Regions from separate parts of the Homo sapiens genome. Here region 2 is linked to region 1. Evidence: chromatin loops called from intact Hi-C (ENCODE). Cell type or tissue: IMR-90. All regions are shown on one strand. Links, peaks and the distances in the headings refer to the core of each region. The heading gives the core; the rest is flanking DNA.

Region 1 (7,789 bases), core at 2,512-5,011:
TTGGTAAAATAGTGTGTGGTGATATCCACTTGTGGTGATAGGGAACCATCATTTTATTGGGATCAAATACCAAAGAGTCTAGAAAATAAAATTTTACGTCAAATTTTCTTGTCTCTCATTTCACCACTTCAGTCTATTGAGGTTAAGCTGAAAGAACAAATATCACATCCAGGACAGAACCTCATTTGCAAGCTGCTTGCTATTTTTCTGACCACTTTCCCTAAGTTCTGACAAATGCTGGCTCAGTTACTACTATTCCGCCTTCCTTACCGCTCCAACTTTTCAAAATATAGAGCTAAAAGCCAGATCCACATGAGCTGCCCTAGAAAGACGCAAATGCCTTTATATCCTGGGCATTTTCTATTCCTGGGGTTCTGGACTCAAGACCTTCTCAGGCCATCTGAATCCCTGGCCTACTCTTTGTTGGCTGAAGCTGGCAGCTTTCCACATTTTTCACAGCTTCCATGCTAGTCTCAGAAATCAGCTGTTAATTTGGTATTCTGAATGTTTGGCAATTGTAAGCACTTGGGCTTTGTGGAGGGCCCTTTATGGAAGCCAGAAAAAAATGAGGAAATGTTAGCCAGACCCCAGAACCCTGTAGTCTGCTGGAGCAGGCAACCAGATGATAACAATTGTAAAATAATTCATTGGTCTCTCTATTATGAAATTTAAAAAGCAGGATAAAGGGATCAGTCCTTGGTTTATTTTGGATCTCCTGCAGAGCAAAACCATGACCTTCTGCATATAACACACAGTGATAATCACTACACTAACACAAAATGTCATAGCTGAGGACAGGTACAAATGCTAGAAAAAAAATGGCTACAGTAAAATCCAAGGATAGTCTCACTACAAGATAAAGTAAGGAGAGTATTTCAAGTGCTAAACAATTTTATATGCATCTCAATTGGCACAAGTTTGAAAGACCCATCAATTACAATACACTGAAAAAAGGTAAGTTTAGATATCCAAAACTGAACTCTTGATTGTTACTTGTTCTCATTCATTCATTCACTAAAGAAATGTTAATTAATTCTCTACTAAAAGTCCTAAGCCAGAGACTATTAAGTAGCTGGGAATAAAGCAGTGGACACGACAGACAAAATATCCTTTTCCTCATGGAATTTATGTTTTAATTCCTATCAAATAGCTGTTGATGATCAAATATGCTATCTTTTGACGAAAATTTTTACCATAGTTAGCAGAACTCTATCGCTTCTTTAGGATTTATAAAATCTAGCCTACTAGATGCTTTTCACTATGCTAAGGATGAGATAATTATGGATGAGGAAGCTTATCCTCATGTTCATATATATATATGTATATAAAACAGCAAAAAATACATAGTGTGAGAAGCATATATACATATATATACATATGTGTAAATATACATATGTATTTATTACCAATTACCATGTATGATATATAGATATTTGCTCATTGGTAACTGATCCTAATGAATACGGTTGTTCTGTCTTGATTTTAAACTTCCCCTTACACACCCAAGCTATTTATTTCTTGTTATACGCCTTTGCATGAACACTGCGTCTGCCTTTTGTTTCAAACCTCAAGAAAGAGTCTCATTTAGGAGTAAGCGGGACTTTGAATGAATCTCACTGACAGGCTGCTAGCATGAAGAAAAAAATACTCGAGGTCACCAATATCCTGCTTAATTTTCAGTCATCGAGAAATGAACATTAGAGCGTCTTATGAGAGCAGAGAGCAGAGAACATACCAAAAAAAAAAAATGAACTGAAATAAAATTTCCCGAGAGACTGCCTGATATTTCCCCGCCCTGTGCTTCTGAAGGAATTGAAGCTTCAGGAGAAGCATTTGCTTGATTTCGAGTTGTCGGGTTTTAAACTATGTATTCTAAGAATTAGAAAGTGTAGGGGAAAATATTACCCCTCTGCCAAAGATATACCCTGACGGAACGGATAAATTTAAAGTTCATTTTAACTAATTCAAAACTGAAAAACACTCTCACTAAGCGAGTTTCCGTAGTGTAGTGGTTATCACGTTTGCCTAACACGCGAAAGGTCCCCGGTTCGAAACCGGGCAGAAACAGAGCGTAGTTTCGTTTTTTTGGTTGTTTTTTTTTTTTTTTTTTTTTTTTTTTTTTTCTTCTCTTGAGAAGGAGTCTCACTCTGTCTCCAGGCTGGAGTGCAGTGGCGCGATCCCGGCTCACTGCAACCTCCCACTCCCTGGTTCAAGCGATTCTTCTGCTTCAACCTCCCTAGTAGCTGGGATTAGAGGTACGCACCACCACGCCCAGCTAATTTTTGTATTTTTAGTAGAGACGGGAGTTTCACCATGTTGGCCAGGATAGTCTCGAGCTCCTGACCTCGTGATCCACCCGCCTCGGCCTCCCACAGTGCCGGGATTACAGGCCTGAGCCAGCGCGCCCGGCCCATAGTTGTTTTGTGAAATTCTGAATCTGTTTATATATATATATGTGTGTGTGTGTGTGTGTGTGTGTATACACACACACTATATATATGTTTTATATATATATAAACATATATATAAACATTAGTTATATATATATAAACATTATATATATATAATTTTTTTTTGAGACGGAGTTTCGCTCTTGTTGCCCAGGCTGGAGAGCAATGGCACGATCTCGGCTCACTACAACCTCCACCTCCCGGGTTCAAGCGATTCTCCTGCCTCAGCCTCCCTAGTAGCTGGGATTACAGGCATGCGCCACCACGCCCGGCTATTTTGTATTTTTAGTAGAGGCGAGGTTTCTCCATGTTGGTCAGGCTGGTCTTGAACTCCCTACCTCAGGTGATCCGCCCACCTCGGCCTTCCAAAGTGCTGGGATTACAGGCGTGAGCCACCGCGTCCGGCCCAGAACTGGTTTTCAATCAGTTCAATCTGTCAGTAACAATCGCTTCTGTGAACACACTTTTGAAAACCAATCAGTGTCTGCTCCTGGCTTCGGAAAGTGAGCTGATCAGGGATGGACTCACTCCAATAAACATACCTATGAGTGCCGACCAAACAATGGCAGTCTCTGACAAGTAACCATGCTCCCATAGATTATATCAACCTAATGAAAAAAAGATCAGCCATCTGTTCTGTTTTCAGGGACTGTGTTTTACAATATAGCTCTCCCTCGAATGAGCTTTGATTTTGTCTTTTTAAAGTATTGAGCGGTGGTTTCGTCATCCTTTGAAAATGACCCTTTGTCAGATCTGAAATGTCTAAGTTTCGTTTCTTGCTGGGATTATTTTTACCATTTATTTTTCACATCTGTAATTCTGTGTATTCTATAAAATGATATAATCTTTACAACCACTTTGTTTTGCTGTAAATGTAGACCTTGGCAGGCTTTTGCTCCTTTATATATGTTTATCAGTCAGACTGGGCAAACAAAATCCCAATGTTTGAAAACACACTCTAATGGCGAGTCTTCAACAGTCACTCCACAAATATTTACCGAATGCCTACTCTGTCTTCAGAGCCATTCTGAGACCTGGTGATCTGGAAGAAAAAAGAAAAAAATTATGTCCTCAAAGACGAAAATTCTGATGAGAACAGACTGAGAATTTAATATGAAAAAAAGGAAAGCAAAATATGTATGCATTGTTTCCCATTGTGATTATCTTAATAAAAAATATCAATTTCAACAGTGTCCAAAGATAGCTCCAGGGGTGAGCAGACCATCAGGTAGAGGAAGCACGTGACAGGCACAAGCAGACTCCATAGGCTGGATCCTGAGAAAGGGACCAAAAAAACATGGAGTTCGGATGGACAGCGGGCATCAGACACACATCCAACCCCAGTGCTACCCCCCTCTCTAACACCCTCATTTTCTTCACTAAAATTTCTGTCTTAGGGCGTCATGTCACTTGTTCCATAAGATTTTCTTTTTTCTTTCCCAAGCTCCTTTAGAGGAGTGCAAGACTGAAATGGGTAGGTGTGACTGCTGAAGAAGAAATGGCATCATTTAATTCCGACTTTAAATTGAAGAAGCTGTTATTTCCGATGTATAGCTGGATGTGAAGTGACTGCGGCAAAATCGGAGAGAGAAGGTGAGAACCCTCGTGGCCCGTACGGGGATCGAACCCGCGACCTTGGCGTTATTAGCACCACGCTCTAACCAACTGAGCTAACCGGCCACCCGGAAAACAGTTGTTCTTTCAATTTTAAAAAAGCAAAATGTTTGTTGTTTTTGTGTTTCTTTAACACTAAAGGAAATTCTTTTCCTCTCCTCAAAGGGATGTCTTTTAAAATAATTTTAATTGCGACTACGTAATATTGTTTCTTCAAACTTCTGTTGGTGTTTTGCATTTTCCCTTCCTGCACTCCCGCAGGGAAGAAGGAAAACAAAAACAAAAACAAGGACAAGGCCAAAAACTCTACCTCCAGCAGAAAGGAACTTCGCCTCTCCCGTGGGAAATGAGATTTTCTCAAACTCACCTATTCCGCCCGGAGAAAATACTACAGAGAACCATTCACGAGAGGGGCTTCCTTCCTTTTGACCTTGGGAGGGGTCCAGAGACCCGGGGGACGATCTGGGAGCAGAAGCTGGTCGTTCTGAGTTTTCCATCCAAATGGTTTGCTTATGAAATTGACTCACCACGCGGAATGGCTGGTGGATTTGGATCGCGGCATGAGGAATCCGCTCCATAATGGAAGGAAGAAAATCTCCGGCAGCTATGCCTCGCGGGTTCATAAGGACTGGAGAGTTACTCCTTCTCTCTGGCCCCCTCAAAACGCCCGGTGGTATGTCTGTTGCTCCACTACGCGTTATTATAATTAACTGCTTGTGTTACTCTTTGTGCTGTCTTGCTCTTCATTCTCCTGGTACCTCGGGTGCCCGCACAGCATGGTAAGCTGCTCAATAGTTCAATGAATGGGGAAAAGGTGTGCAGAGGTCATTTCTGCTGATTATCAAGACTTCAATTCTTCGAAGTGGAGCACGAGGATCCTCTAGGCGGCAGGCAAATGTCATCAGGAGTCTCAACGTCTTCCCCCCAAAAAACAATATTTTCAACAGAAATCAATTTACCTCCTCATTGGTGGTGGAATGGGAAGATGGTGGAGAAAGCTGTCCTTTAATAACAGCTCGGAGGTCTCCGTTCTCCAACAAAGGACTTTGTGCATACCTTTTCTCTCCCAGTTCCCGCCGCTATGGCTGTTGGAAGACTAAGGACTTCCACTCAGCCGGGCTTCGGCGCCTCTTCCTGTCCGGGCGCGGCTACGGTTCCTGGTACACATTCGCTGCGCCTCGGGCAGCCTAAGGGTGCTCAAGTTCAACAAGGTCAGCACCCAGTTCTTTTCAGACAGGGAACACACTGGCGATGCAAACAGGGTTGAGCTGGTTCAGGTATGCATGTGTTGAAATAGACAAGTCTGCGTCCTAGAGCCCTAGCAACGATCCCGAACAGGCAGCTCTTTTTCCTGGACGATTTCCCAGGAATTAAGTCTGGCTCAGCTCTAGTTTGGTGTCCGGCTCTAGTTTGGTGCCCAGCAAATAAATTTCGAGAGGAAAGAGGAATTCAGACCATTTCTGGAGTGACAATGGTATCCACGAGCGAGTGCTCTAAATTTTCGGGCCACTTGGAGGTTTCTCGGATTTCTATTTTGAGGACAAAGACGATAACGCTAGCCTCCATGACCCTGCTGAATATCTAGGAAAACCCAAGAATTCGAGGGAGGCCGTGTTGTAATATCTGGTCTGAGTGGCCCTCTTTGGATTTGGAGGCTGTTTCCAATAGACACAAGATAAAAACTGAAGATTTAACAGAGCTTAGTCGTTAGCCAAGTTGGGCCCTTAGGCTTCAAAATATTGTTACCCACCGTCCTCCCCAATTTTTTAAAACTATGTCCCCCCATACACATTTTTGACAAATTAATATGTATCTTAAGATTAAGCAGATGTTTTTCTTTGTATTATAATTATTGACATTTTTAAAAATTAAAGTGTTGCATCATTCTTGAATACGTTGAAGATCATAAATTTTGAATAATGTAATAGTTTTATGCTTAAAATTATTTTAAGTTTTCCATAGCCTACTTACCTGCAACAACAACAAAAATATATATGTACATTACAATCAATTTGGGGGATGGCGCAGGCTTTTTTTTTTTTTTTTTTTTAGACAGAGTCTCGCTCTGTCGTCCAGGCTGGAGTCCAATGACGCGATCTCAGCCCACTGCAACCTCTGCCTCCCGGGTTCAAGCGATTCTCCTGCCTCAGCCTCCTGAGTAGTTGGGATTAAAGGTGCGCGCCACCATGCCCGACTAATTTTTGTATTTTTAATAGAGACAGGGTTTCACCATGTTGGTCAGGTTGGTCTCGAACTCCTGACCTCGTGATCCACCCGCCTCAGCCTCCCAAAGTGCTGGGATTACAGGCGTGAGCCACTGCGCCTGGCCGGCTTTCATTTTTATGAGTTCCTCTGCATTGAATTATCATTAAAATTATTACTTATATACAATCAAGCATAACAATAAAAATATTATGAATTTGGAAACTAATCAGTGAGTATAAAGGTGAAAGTAATTGGATATTTATCGAAATTACACAATTGGGCTTTTATAATTAGTTCGTGTAATTGTTGATAAATAAATGTACACATTGCCATGATAAGTCATTTCAATATTAGTTTTATGCCCAATTTATAACTACTGAGAAAATGCATTTTAGTATACAAATAAATGAAAATAGATCAGATTTTGTTACACAAATGTCTCAGAATTATTTAACAGTAAGTTATTTGCCAAAAATCACATAGTAACCCACAATAAATAATTACATTTTACACTCTATGCTAGTTGAGAACTTGACTAGATTCTCCCTTAATTTGTTTAAACCAAATAATTGGAAACTTCCTGACTTGCTAAAGGATAGTTAATTAGCAATTAGAACAATTCAATTACCCGGGAAAGACTCTTCCCACCCAGGTCTTTCCAATCGTCCCTGTGTTGAAGCCCAGAGTGTTTTGCACTTTGAGCTAAAGAACCTTGGTCATACTGAGAAGAGTGAGAGAAACACGGGGTTTTTTTTGTTTGTTTGTTTTTGTTGTTGTTTGTTTTGTTTTTGAATATAAGAAAGGCCATTGAGAAAATGCACACCTTGATATCAGGAGTGTTCTCAGACAGATCAATTTTAGAAAAAAATCTATATGGTGGTTGATGATAGCGCAGTGGTGCCATCTCGGCTCACTGCATCTTCCGCCTCTCGGGTTCAAGCAATTCTCCTGCCTCAACCTCCTGAGTAGCTGGGATTACAGGCGTGCCCTACCACGCCTGGTTAAATTTTTTTTTGTATTTTTTGTAGAGATGAGGTTTCACCATGTTCGTCAGGCTGATCTCGAACTCCTGGCCTTGTGATCCTCCCGCCTCGGCCTCCCAAAGTGCTGGGATTACAGGCGTGAGCCACCGTGCCCGGCCGGATCTTGCACTTTTTAAAATTAGGTCCTCTTGTGTTCCCAAGGGTAAAATTACCCTAATTTGATAACTGCTGCAGTAGACCACTGGACCTCATTCTCTGAAAAGATACTCACCATCTATCATGTCCCACTACTTTGTGGTACCCATACTCCTTAAGGACAGGTATTATTGAGTGTTTAAGTAATTTCAGCATGGCACTTGGTTAATAAGTAGCCAAGGCATATGAAAGTCACCCCGTTATTGCCTTTGGAAATCAGAATTGAAACATGTTTGAATTTGTGCCTTTGTAATCAGTGGAGAGAACGGGACAGATGTAACTAAACTCCGAGTAACACTAGGAAGTGGAGAGAGCGGGACAGATGTAACTAAACTCTAAGTA
Region 2 (7,789 bases), core at 2,176-4,675, 260 kb after region 1:
CTGCTATCCAGAGCCCATACTTTGAATGACCTCCTTTATCTAACTCACACACTAAGCCAATATTTCCCCTGGGGTAAGTCAACTAAGGGCCAAATATCAGACAACCAGGGACAGCCTCTATATCCAAAGCCTGCCAGAATTATTCAAACTAGCCAATTCTAAACTGTTTACCCTGATCTGCCCTGCCTTTCCCATGGAAACCCCAACAAAGACTTTAATTTATGCCTTCCTTTTCACTCCTTTCTGCCTCCTGGGTGACACTGGTACTTCCCAGTGTGGCCCTGCATGGTGTGCTGCACTTCTCGTTTCTAGGGAAACTGTGAATAACATTATAATTTTCTTTCAATGGCATTGACCTCTCTGTCTTCACTCCATCATCTTTATAAATTAAGACCTGGGCACAAATCACTGACAGACTTACCTGAAATGAACAATTCTAGTGAAAGCATCTTGAGTTCCTACTTTCTTGATTGTGGGAACAACAACAGCCTCGATGGAGACTATTTCTTCGAGGTTATTTTGGGAACAATTCCTGCAGAATCAAATTAGAACTGATACCTTCCTCCATCCCTCTCTTCTAAAAATTTTGTAAGCCTCTATATTCTTTATTAATCCCGTTTTATTTAAAATAGTTTGAGAGGTTTTGATTCTTAGGTACAGTTTTTTTATTATTTAGTTTGGCCGGGCACAGTGGCTCATGCATATAATCTCAGCACTTTGGGAGGCTGAGGCAGGTGGATCACCTGAGGTCAGGAATTCAAGGCCAGCCTGGCCAACATGGCGAAACCTCATCTCTACTAAAAATACAAAAATTAGCTGGGCGTGGTGGCGTGTGCCTGTAATCCCAGTTACTCATAGGGCTGAGGCAGAAGAATCCTTTGAACCTAGGAGGCGGAGATTGTGCCACTGCACTCCAGCCTGGGCAACAGAGTGAGACCCCATCTCAAAAATAAAATAAATAAATCAATTAATTTAATTAATTAATTTTTTTTTTTTGGTAGAGATAAGGGTCTTGCTTCGTTGCCCAGGCTGTTGCCCAGGTTGGTCTTGGATGCCTGGCCTCAAGTGATCCTCCCACCTCGGCCTCCCAAAGTGCTGCATTTACATATGTGAGCCACCACACCTTGCCTAAGTACATTTTTAATTGACATATAACACAATATTGATACAGAAAGGTATCTGTATCATAATTATACAGCTCAAGAAATTTCACAAAGTGAACACACCTATGAACCCAGAACTCAGACTGAGAAATAGAACCATCCCCACGATCTCCAACAAGTCTCTTCATGGCCTTTCTCAGTGTAATTACCTTCAACAATCACCTTCCTGATTTCTAACACCACAGATTTGTTTAGTTTGTTTTGAGCTACAGTACATATAAACAAAAGCATGTATGCCTTTGTGTATGGCATCACTTCAATATTATGTTTGTGAGATTCTTCCAATTTGTGTGTAATTGAAAATTCTTTGTTCTTATTGCTCTACTGTTCCTTTGTATGAAAAACAACTATCTTTTCTATTGTTGATGGACTTTGGACTGTTTTCAGTTTGGGACTAAAATGTCTAGAATAGTTTTGTTTCCTACAAGTGAACCCTGATTCATTTGTTTTACCTGAATCTATTCTGCCATGCTTTGGTCCACACATATGAATGAGGAGAAAAAAAAAAAAAACGATTGAAGCTATCACAAGTCTCTGTTCATTTTATTCTAAGCAAAACAAGAATTGATTCAATAAATTCAGTTCATATTAATATTAATCAAAGCAAGTTTCCTTTTTTAATGATTTTTTTAAGCATGAAAAGTCTGTTATTTCTTCAGTATTTAACTCCCTTCAAACTAGAGTTCTGAAGGAATCTAATTAAAATGTTATATGCTTGTTAAAATGTGTAGACCAAATAAAAGGCATATGATATGACTATGGAAACACCTTCTATCACAACTTATATTTTCCTTTAAATTTGTATTTAGTCATTTCATAACTTGACACGATTTTTAAAGGAGGTTTATGTGACTGATACTCATTTTAACAAGAAAGTTTAAATAACAGACTCCTCAGTTAAATACGGAATCTGGTTCTCTTACTCCAAACTCAGCTTAATACTCCCCTCAGAGCAGACTCCCTTTCGTTAAACCATGGGATTTCTTATAGTTGGTTTTATTAATATTTCCATAGCAAAGCAATATTTCTTCACTCCCCCTTACCCTGCCTTCACTCTTCTCTTCACCCCTCTCCTCTCCTCCGTTCAGATGTCACAATAGACCCCTCTGTCATCGTTCTCTTCTCCTCCTCTGCCCACTCTCCCTTTTCTCCTCTTCCTCTACCTCTCTTTCTTCTTTAGAAAATTAGATTAAGATTCTCTAAGCAGGGTAGACAAAATCACTCTCAGGTCTTAGGAAAACACTGTTATTGAGATATTAAGGTCAAAATGTAAGAGGGAGAAAAAGAAAACTTGCTAAGTTGACTAAATTTAGAGCAACGCGGGAAGCCCTTGTGTCGGCCAAAACTCAAACCAGATTCTGAGCCTAAAAGACTTAATGTCACAACGAAGGGACACAGAGGAGACTTTTCCACATAATTTTTCGCTCCCTCCACCTAAGACACAAATCAGCGGAAGCGATTCCGTGCCTGGAATCCCCTACGAACACCGTCGTTCACCGAGGAGCTTTGGGCTCCTGGAAGTCCGAACACCCCGGATCAGAGGAGAGTTGGCCATGACTCCCCGTCGGTACCGGCTGGGTTTGGTGCCAGCTATGGCGAGTACAGAAGCCTGGCCGGTCCCGGGGCAGGCAGGCGCTCGCTGGATGTTATTCGACTGACTGGATATTTGCTGGAAACGTTAATGCTTGTGCGATGAGGACTCTCTCTAATTGCAGGGCGCTCAATTACCAAGGATAGCCTGACTTCCTTTCCTAGAATTCTCATTTCACCTTAGCATTTCCAAAAAAACTCACCAAAGACAGAAGTTTGCACACGTCACCTGACACGTCATTTCACCAATCTATCAAAGGGTGAAGTTCCACAGCTGTAGTCGTGGCCGAGTGGTTAAGGCGATGGACTAGAAATCCATTGGGGTCTCCCCGCGCAGGTTCGAATCCTGCCGACTACGGGGTGGTTTTTGCTCCCAGTGAGCTAACTTAACCCATCTGTTTGGCAGTGTGAAATTACCTAACAAGGAAATCCTTACCACCCATTTCTTACCACAAGGGTGCAAACTTCTTGACTTGACTTGTCCAGATGCCTCGCTCATTCAAACCTCTACTGCCACTGGGTTCCCAGCGTGCCAGTGATCCCAACATTACTTCTTATTTGCCTAAAAATAAGCAATATTCTCTATGAGCAAAACGCAGGTTTTGGCGATGCTGCCTCATTTCCTGTCTTCGAACCCCCTGCCTCGAATTTCCCTCACGGAATTGCGCCCGGGAAGAAAACGAATGTTTATATTCATAAGGTGTCTCTCATCTTTGTGTTCACAAATATGTCTCACTTGGAGAAGTAGGGCTGGGCGCGGTGGCTTACGCCTCTAATCCCAGCACTTTGGGATGTCGAGGTGGGCGGATCGCTTGAGGCCAGTTCAAGACCAGCCTGGCCAACATGGCGAAACCCGTCTCCACTAAAAATACAAAACTTAGCCAGGCGTGGTGGCGCGCGCCTGTAATCCCAGCTACTCGGGAGGCTGAGGCAGGAGAATCGCTTGAACCCGGGAGGTGGAGGTTACAGTGAGCCAAGATTGCACCACTGCACTCCAGCCTGGGCAACATAGCGAGACTCTGTCTCAAAAAAAAAAAAAAAAAAAAAAAAAAAAAAAAAAAAAAGGTAGGTCAGCCCCCTCAATCCCTCAATTTGAATTTGTCTGCTATTTCCTCCGAGTTATATTCAGATTATTTTGGCAGCAATACCACAGAAGTGAAGCAAGGTCCTTTACCATTCTTCAAATCCAGTGGCACATGATGTTAATTCGTACTGATACTCGTATGTTAACTGTGATGAATTAAGATGATGTCTATTAAGTTTCTCCACTGTCAACTTACCTTTTGTATTACTCATTACGTGATTTATGCAGCTTACTTATTTTGCATTATATTTGGTTATTTTGAAAAGTATAAGTTAAAGGAAGAAGAAATTGAAGAAGTGCGTTGAATTCTGAATGTTAAATCAGCTTTTCTGTGAAGCCACCGTTGAAGTCTGTAATCAAGGAATACCCTTCTTGCATATAAAATAAATCTGAAATGTTAATCAACATTTTAATTTAATTTTTAATTATTACCATTATGTTATTTAAATGTTAGTGTTTAAAATGTAAAATATTGATATTGATATTATTGTGCAGCAGAGTTATGCACAATTATTTCTTCAGTCACTCTACCTCACATTTGAAATAATACATAGATGCTCACTTTCAGCTATAATTGAACATCATTTGTCTGTTTCTTCTTTTCTTTACTGACCATATCCAAAATGTGTATATGCATAAGTGGAAATTAAAATTAAAATATTCCATTCCCAATAGCAGCAAAAAATTTAAAGTTTGACAATAAATCTAACGGCCAGGCATAGTGGCTCACATCTGTAATCCCAGCACTTTGGGAGGCCGAGGGGTCGGATCACGAGGTCAGGAGTTCAAGACCAGTCTGACCAACATGGTGAATGAAATCCCGTCTCTACTAAAAATACAAAAATTAACCGGGTGTGATGGCATGCACCTGTAGTCCCAGCTACTCGGGAGGCTGAGGCAGGAGAATCACTTCAACCCAGGAGGTGGAGGTTGCAGTGAGCGGAGATCATGCCATTGCACTCCAGCCTGGGCGACAGGGCGAGACTCTGTCTCAAAAAATAATAATAATACAATAAAATAAAAATAAATCTAGCAAGATATGCAAGAAATCTACACTTAAAACTATAAAACGTTGCTGGTGGAAATTAAATGGAGGAAGTGGAGGAAAAATAACAAGTATGTCTTGTTAGACTCAATTTCATCAAGATGAAAACTATTTCCAAATTAATCAATAAGTTCAATGAATCCTAGTCAAGTTCTGAGCCTGTATTTTTTAAAGTTTAACTAGCAGTTTCAAAAATATATTTTAAAGGTAAAGCAAGTTTAGAAAAAAAGAAAATCTCTAGTTTACAGATTCAAAGAAAAGAAAAAATAGAAAAAAAACAAGAAAAGATTAAAGAAGATAGCAAAGTTGGAGGACTTATACAACATGTATATCATGACTTATTGCAAACCTACAATTAAGTGTTATTAATTATGTATGTAAATATTAACACATTTTTTAAATTTAAATTTTATTTTTAATTGATACCAAACATTATCTTCACTGCTATGGTATCAACTTGGCCAGGCTGAACTACATTCCCCAGAATTTCTTTTTCTGTGTGTCTCTGGTTAGGATGGTCCCCAAGAGATATTCTTGCAGAAGATTTGAGAAAGAAAGCTAAGTAGCAGTCATTTTGTAGCTCATGCTAACTCACCTGCTGACTTATCTTGTCACATGGCAGTATTTGTGCCTGCAACTACCCCACCTTCCTGTGGGTTCTCCTTCAACCTCTGTAATTTTTGAGCCAAATGTCTGTGTTTAGCTTCAAGCAAAGGACCCTGTCTTCTGTAGAATACTACAACACCAAGGAGAGGCAACAAGAGCTGACACAGATTTCAGTTCATCCTGTGGGGATCCAGTTCATGCTTGTGGGTTCCAGCTTGTTCTAATATTCCCCACTTTACCTCTTTCTTCCTTTCTTGATAACCTGCCCCACAGTCTTTATAACGCTGAAGCTTGAAGTGCATCCCAGTGGTTCTGCTTCTTTTATTGAATCTTGACTGCTACATATCAATGACTCAACTAAATGATCAAAAACTTGAATAAACATTTTATAAAAGAAGATATCCATGTAACTAATAACCAATTATTTTTCATGGACCTGTTGCAATTGTTGACTCTCACAATGTTAATTATGAATAAAATTAGGTGCAGTAAAGTGTATAGTCAAGAAAAGGATCATGGAGGAAGAGGATCAGTAAACACAACTCAAAGGAAAGGATGATATCCCACCAGGATTAAAGTGAAATTGGTCATTTTAAGACCAGTGCCAAAAGGACTCCTGTTTCTTCCCCATGGTAAAGTAATAGAAACCAGACTTACCCTACCACCTTAAACAACTGGAAAACTGTACAAAGTATATATAACAATTTTCTTCAGATAGACAATAGGCAGTGACTAATTTTGATACCTGGGAAAAGGGAAAAAATGAGAAAGAAATTGCCCTATTTACTGCCTATAATCAGATTAAGAGGAACATTTAATAATGATAAAGAGGTCAATGCACCAAGAAGCCGCCACAACAACCCTACATGTATGCACCTACAAATAGTGCTTCAAAATATGTGTAGCAAAACCTACTAAACTGCAAGGAGAAATAGAAAAATTACTCAAATATAGTTGGAAATTATATTTTTTATTATTTATTTATTTATTTATTTATTTTTTGAGACAGTCTTGCTCTGTACCCTGGCTGGAGCACAGTGGTGCCATCTCGGCTCACTGCAACCTCCGCCTCCCGGGTTCAAGTGATTCTCCTGCCTCAGCCTCCTGAGTAGCTGGGATTACAGGTGCCCACCACCACACCCAGCTAATTTTTGTATTTTTAGTAGAGACGGGATTTCACTATGTTGGTCAGGCTGGTCTCAAATTCCTGACCTCAGGTGATCCACCCCCCTTGGCCTCCCAAAGTGCTGGGATTACAGGCGTGAGCCACTGAGCCAGGCTAATAGTTGGAAATTTTAACACTTCTTTCTCAGTAATTGATAGAACAAGTAGTCTGAAAATTCAGTACGAATACAGAAGATTTGAACCACATTACCACAAATTTGACCTCATTAACATTTATATAACGCTTTTCTCAGCAATAACAGAAAACTTTCTTTTCAAGCGCTCATAGAATACTTACCAAGACAGACCTTATTTTGGACTAAAAAATAAGTCACAGTAAGCTTAAAAGGACTGAAATTACAGAAAGTATATTTTGTGACCACAACAGAATTAAACCAGAAATCAATTAACAGAAATTAAACAAAATAATCTAAAACCAAATAATATATCACAAGGGAAATTTAAATTATTTTGAACTAAATAAAAATGGTAACAAAATATAACAAAATGCAGCTAAAGCTTTTCATAGGAAAAAAGCTTTTATAGAAAAAAGAAAAAAAGCTTATTATGAAAAAAGTGGTCAGGTGCTGTGGCTCATGCTTGTAATCCCAGCACTTTGAGGGGCTGAGGCAGGAGGAGTGCTTGAGCCCAGGGATTTGAGACCAGCCTGGGCAGCATGGTGAGACCCCATCTCTACCAGAAGAACAGGAAAACAGGAAAGAAAGAAAGAAAGAGAGAGAGAGAGAGAAAGAAAGAAAGAAAGAGAAAGAAAGAGAAAGAAGGAAAGGAAGGAAGGAAGGGAAGGAAGGAGAGAGAAGGAAGGAAGGAAAGAAAGGAAGAAAAGAAAAGAGAAGGAGGGAAGGAGGGATGGAAAGAAGGGAGGGAGGGAGAGAGAGAGAAAGAAAGGTCGGAGGGAGGGAAGGAAGGGAGGGAGAGAGAGAAAGAAAGGTCAGAGGGAGGGAAGGAAGGGAGGGAGGGAGAGAGAGAGAGAAAGAGAGAGAGAAAGGGAGAGAGGAAGGAAGGAAGAGAGGGAGGGAGGGACAAGCCAGGTTGGTGGCTGGCGGGTGACTGCAGTCCCAGCTACTCAGGAGGCTGAGGTGGGAAGAATGCTTGAGCTGGAGAAGTGGAGGCTGCAGC

The links. A loop is a pair of places that touch in the nucleus more often than their neighbours do. Peaks named below come from ENCODE experiments on the same cell type or tissue, not always from the same donor. Only the 100,000 strongest peaks of a DNase experiment are listed, where the experiment ranks them.
Region 2: it touches region 1 in a loop (3-fold over the local background); 4 of 110 quality-filtered maps call a loop at or near these places.

The regions. Positions count from the first base shown.
Region 1 is chr6:27,233,515-27,241,303 of GRCh38, forward strand. TRI-AAT5-3 (tRNA-Ile (anticodon AAT) 5-3) reads right to left here and starts at 4,130; the gene lies at 4,057-4,130. TRV-AAC5-1 (tRNA-Val (anticodon AAC) 5-1) reads left to right here and starts at 1,995; the gene lies at 1,995-2,067. RefSeq lists silencers at 1,959-2,008, 2,019-2,068 and enhancers at 3,827-3,906, 4,743-5,243, 4,907-5,196. In IMR-90, for the core only: no CTCF peak of the experiment used is centred there; a DNase peak (open chromatin) is centred at 3,997; H3K4me3 peaks cover 788 bases.
Region 2 is chr6:27,492,785-27,500,573 of GRCh38, forward strand. TRS-AGA2-3 (tRNA-Ser (anticodon AGA) 2-3) reads left to right here and starts at 3,030; the gene lies at 3,030-3,111. RefSeq lists a silencer at 3,001-3,200 and an enhancer at 3,446-3,946. In IMR-90, for the core only: a CTCF peak has its summit at 3,213; a DNase peak (open chromatin) is centred at 3,107; H3K4me3 peaks cover 1,307 bases; H3K27ac peaks cover 206 bases.